Linked DNA regions of Homo sapiens: region 1 is linked to region 2. Evidence: chromatin loops called from intact Hi-C (ENCODE). Cell type or tissue: PC-9. All regions are shown on one strand. Each heading gives the region's core, and the rest is flanking DNA. Links, peaks and the distances in the headings are about the cores only.

Region 1 (2,828 bases), core at 302-2,801, 640 kb before region 2:
GGGTGGATCATGAGGTCAGGAGTTTAAGACCAGCCTGGCCAAGATGGTGAAACCCCGTCTCTACAAAAAATACAAAAATTAGCCAGGCGTGGTGGCGGGCACCTGTAATCTCAACTACTGGGGAGGCTGAAGTAGGGAATTGCTTGAACCTAGGAGGCAGAGATTGCAGCGACCTGAGATCGCGCCACTGCACTCTAGCCTGGGCGACAGACCGAGACTCCATCTCCAAAAAAAAAAAAAAAGAAAAGAAAAGAAAAGAAAAAGAAAAAAAAAAGAAAAACAACAACAAAAAAAAACCAAAACAAAAAACCTTTTTTTTTTTTTGTCTCAGTTTGAGGTCTCTTGTTACAAATTTAAAGAAAATTAATTTTACAATTTCCTATTCTCAATGATTTTGATTTACTGATATTTTACCCTACAACAATATAGTGAAAAAGTGTGGTCATGGGATTGGTTAGACCTAATTCAGGACTACCAATACTAGATGTGAGGCTATAGGCAGGTGTGTTAAAGATTCTTTGGAATCTTATTTTACTCAAGAGTAAAAAGTATGTGTAGTAATAATTATTTCATAAGTATATTGAGAGCATTAAATGGGGAATAACAACCATATAAAAGGCTTAGCATATTAGAGACTTAATACAAATCAATTTCTTGCATTTTGCTTATCCTGGATATATCGTGGGTTTGCTTCATATTGGAAAACAAGACAGCAACAAAGATCCATGTTTCATTCTTCAGTGACTTAAAATATTAGTTGTTCTGGCCAGGTGTAGTGGCTCACACCTGTAATCCCAGCACTTCAGGATGCTGAGGTAGGATGATTGCTGGAGCCCAGGAGTTTGGGACCAGACTGGGCAACAAAGTGAGGCCCTGTATCTACAAAAAATAAAAATCGTAGCCAGGCATGGTGGTGTGCACCTGTGATCCCAGATACACGAGAGGCTGAAGCAGGAAGATTGCTTGACCTTAGAAGGTTGAAGCTATAGTGAGCCTTGTTTATGCCACTGCATTCCATGTATTAGTTGTTCTACAAATAAAAATATTTTACTTTCAAAACATGTTTTACTAAAAGTTTTTCAGTAAGGATGTAAAAACTATTAATGGTCAACTTTGACTACTTCCAAAATGCTTTTTTTGAGTGAAATGTTACACCTCTTTGTTAGTTCATTGCAATAATACTTAAATATTTAAAATTGAAAGTCAGTAATGGTAAATATAGAAGAATTAGAGGATAAAATGAGTGGAGATATGGAAAGGTACAGATTGAATATAATTATTTAAGTAAAATCCTTTCCTAGAGAAAATAGAAAATAGAACTTTGAGGTTGAATCTCTTTTAATGTAATGTTTTTCTCGAATCCAAGTGTTTTTACACTATACAATAGGAGTAGAAATTTGTCACCACTCTGTGGCCAAACTCACTTTTTCTTTCTTTTTTTATTTTTACATTAAAAAAAAATTTTACTTTAAGTTCCAGGATACATGTGCAGGATGTGCAGGTTTGTTACATAGGTAAATGTTTTATTTTAAATTTAATTTAACACTTTTTATTTTTAAGTCATACAACTCTCATAGCCAGTAGTTAATATTACCTTGCAAGTTTGGTATGGTTGATGAATTGCATCCTGTTAATAATTGCTACAGATTTTTGAATAATTGCAGACCAGTTTGATGGTCCTGGGTTGGCATAAGTACATGAAGATTTACTTTTTCCTGTGAGCTTTCTTGGGATGAAGAAATTTAGTGTTTTTTTTTAATTTTTAAGAAATATTTATTATTTTTTACATGATTTATTTCCCACTGAAAAATAAATCCCACCGGGCATAAAGTGTATTTTTTTAAGTCACAGAGTAACCCAACTTGAAGCTAGTTTTTCAGACTTAGGCAGTTCATGCTGTAAGCCCGAGATCTCATGGTCACCCTTGCAAGAGAAATATCTAATTGAAAAAAAATATGAAGAGTATTAATTTTGATAGTGCTAAAATGACATAAAGGGATCTCACTGGGCTTGAGATATTAAGTATTAAAATTGTTAAAGGTTTAAATTGTTAGTAACTTGTTATTGCATAGAAAATGTGCCAAATGTCAGTAAATAAAAAAACTTTTTTTAAAATAAAAATTTACAGAAAAATTATGACGATACTACAAAGAGGTTCTGTACAACCCCCTCCCAGTTTCTCTTACTATTAACATCTTAAATTAGTATGTTACATTTGTCACAATTAGTGAACCAATATTGATACATTAGTACTAACTAAAGTCAGTGTTCCTTTTACTGGAGAATGGTGTTAGAAACTAAGGTCTGGGCACTGTGGTATGGTGGTTGCTATTGAGATGTTGTTATTTTTAGGTTCTTTCTCAGCTGACAGAGCAAAGAAATATATGTGTGTATATTAACCTATGTGTACACATACATCTATGATTATTTCGATATGTAACATCTGTATCTTTATTAAGCTAAATATGAGTTCATATGGTGTCTTCAATTCTAATCAATTACTGTATAGATTATTCTAGCCTCTTCCTCTTGCTTATCTGTAACTTCCTATTTCAAACCGTGAAAAATCTGTCTTCCACCACCTACTATCTGCTTACCTAATTTCTCATTTCCAGTTTATGTATACAGTGGCTTCAGAATTATTACATATAGCCCTGTGGGATACAACTTTGTCAACTAGAGTGGTGCTTATGTAAGTTCTTCTATCTTTAGTTTTACTGACTCTACTCATTTTCAAAGTTGCTTAGTCCAGAACATTTCACTCATACTCCTCCTAGTGAAGTTGTTTCATATGTTAGTAACACAGATTCTTTTTTTGCAGTCTGCAT
Region 2 (2,828 bases), core at 245-2,744:
GACATAGGCATGGGCAAGGACTTCATGTCTAAAACACCAAAAGCAATGGCAACAAAAGCCAAAATTGACAAATGGGATCTAATTAAACTAAAGAGCTTCTGCACAACAAAAGAAACTACCATCAGAGTGAACAGGCAACCCACAAAATGGGAGAAAATTTTCACAACCTACTCATCTGACAAAGGGCTAATATCCAGAATCTACAATGAACTCAAACAAATTTACAAGAAAAAAACAAACAACCTCATCAAAAAGTCGGCGAAGGACATGAACAGACACTTCTCAAAAGAAGACATTTATGCAGCCAACAGACACATGAAGAAATGCTCACAATCACTGGCCATCAGAGAAATGCAAATCAAAACCACAATGAGATACCATCTCACATCAGTTAGAATGGCGATCATTAAAAAGTCAGGAAACAACAGGTGCTGGAGAGGATGTGGAGAAATAGGAACATTTTACAGTGTTGGTGGGACTGTAAACTAGTTCAACCATTGTGGAAGTCAGTGTGGCGATTCCTCAGGGATCTAGAACTAGAAATACCATTTGAACCAGCCATCCCATTACTGGGTATATACCCAAAGGACTATAAATCATGCTGCTATAAAGACACATGCACATGTATGTTTATTGTGGCTCTATTCACAATAGCAAAGACTTGGAACCAACCCAAATGTCCAACAATGATAGACTGGATTAAGAAAATGTGGCACATATACACCATGGAATACTATGCAGCCATAAAAAATGATGAGTTCATGTCCTTTGTAGGGACATGGATGAAATTGGAAATCATCATTCTCAGTAAACTATCACAAGAACAAAAAACCAAACACCACATATTCTCACTCATAGGTGGGAATTGAACAATGAGAACACATGGACACAGGAAGGGGAACATCACACTCTGGGGACTGTTGTGGGGTGGGGGGAGGGGGGAGGGATAGCATTAGGAGGTATACCTAATGCTAAATGACGAGTTAATGGGTGCAGCACACCAGCATGGCACATGTATACATATGTAACTAACCTGCACATTGTGCACATGTACCCTAAAACTTAAAGTATAATAATAATAAAATAAAAATAAAAAAAGAAGAGAAATGCACAGACACACACCATGGGATGATGGAGGCAGAAATGGAAGTGATGCACCTATAAGCCATGGAATGCCAAGGATTGCTGGGAATACAAGAAGCTAAGAAAACGGCATGGAACAGATTCTGCCCTAGAGCCTTCAGGGATAGGATGTCCCTGCTAACATATTGATTCTGTTCTTCTAATCTCTGGAACTGGGAGAAAATAAATATATGTTGTTATATGCAACCCAGTTTGCAGTACTTTGTTACAACAACCCTAGGAAATGAATATGCTCCATGAATAATTACTGAATAATAAATTAACAGATTGTTTCTACATGAGCCTCAGGGATCAATTCAAGACCAGTGACTGGATTTTAGAGGAAGAAGGTTCTTGCTTCTTCCCATCAGGAAGAATTTGTATGAAGAAAATTCAAGACATAGGTTGCTATTTGGACACTATTCTAAATTCCATAGTTCTAAAATATAATTTTTATTTCATATTAACAAAATAGCGAATCATTATTTGGATGTATAAGCTTTGCAACCTAAAACCCACTGCAATGAATGTAAGCAAAAGCAAGATGGTATGGTTTTAGTGAAGTTAGGTAATAACAGCACCATCTACTGGTATATGAACAACGCTATGACTGATAATATTTGTGCAAGTTGTTTGGAACAGCACATAATAAGTATCAATAAAAGTTGGTTTTCTTTCTTTTCTCCTTGCTGGAAGGTAAAATAAAAATAATACTATTAGTGTCTTAAAGTTTCCAAATTCAATTTATTTAAAATAAATCCCTATATGTGAAAAAGGTAATTAATGAAATATACAAAATTCATTCTGCTTTAGATGTAGTATATCTGATTAGAGTAGAAAGGATTGCAATTTGTGTACAACTGTGACAAAATATAAGATTATAATTCAATTAAATATATACTGCATACTTACTATGAGTAAAAATATGCAAAGTGGACATATAAATATGAATGAGTTTCCAGGAAACATTTAGAAGCAAACATCATATTACATACTGTTATTGGTTTTTGACCTGAATTTTATGAAATAATAGACAACAAAATTATATCTAATCCCCAGCCCAAATAACTCATGGGGAATGATTATGTTTGTGCTGCATGGAAAGGTTAGCCCATTCTTTCAACAGTTTAAGAAATTATAGTCACAGATAGAAAAGAGCAATGACTGATACCTGTTTATTTAAAATATGCCCCTAAACCAGGCTGGAACCCAGAAATATTCGGTATCCAGAAGTGTTTACCCAAATTCACAAATCTTTCAGATTGTGTCTGTACAGAGTTGCTGACTGAAGTAATCTGTTCTAACAAGGCTTCTGTACTACCCTTTAGGTTGCTCCAATAATACTTTCAAAAAGCAAGGAAGTTTTTTTCTTGAGAGAAAATTTCTACACAGTGAAAAGTTTATTTCAATAATTCTGACGTTTGGAACTAAATAATCTTTGAAACTGAAGTAGCAAAATAGATACTTAAACACTTACATAGTTTTTAGCTACACATTATAAATTCCCTTTTTGAAAAGTTCCCTTAATGGGGTCCCCACACTATTCTGCTCTCACCATGAAAAAGTCTAAAAACAGCACAGTAATTAAAATACAGGTGAGAAAAAAAAATGGTTAAACAGGTCTGATATTTCTTTAAGGGTAGTAAACTTTAGTGCACATTTATTATATTGAGATGTAATACATAGGTTTTAGAATCAAACACGCA

The links. A loop is a pair of places that touch in the nucleus more often than their neighbours do. Peaks named below come from ENCODE experiments on the same cell type or tissue, not always from the same donor. Only the 100,000 strongest peaks of a DNase experiment are listed, where the experiment ranks them.
Region 1: a loop joins it to region 2, with 7 times the contacts of the local background. A loop is called at or near these places in 3 of 110 quality-filtered maps.

The regions. Positions count from the first base shown.
Region 1 is chr7:117,466,055-117,468,882 of GRCh38, forward strand. The region is part of intron 2 of LOC105375468 (a long non-coding RNA gene); the gene reads left to right. Among named protein-coding and RNA genes, the nearest start is that of CFTR, 13 kb to the right of the region's middle. In PC-9, for the core only: no CTCF peak of the experiment used is centred there; no DNase peak of the experiment used is centred there.
Region 2 is chr7:118,103,317-118,106,144 of GRCh38, forward strand. No RefSeq gene overlaps it. Among named protein-coding and RNA genes, the nearest start is that of LSM8, 79 kb to the right of the region's middle. In PC-9, for the core only: CTCF peaks have their summits at 1,701 (motif pointing left) and 1,908; no DNase peak of the experiment used is centred there.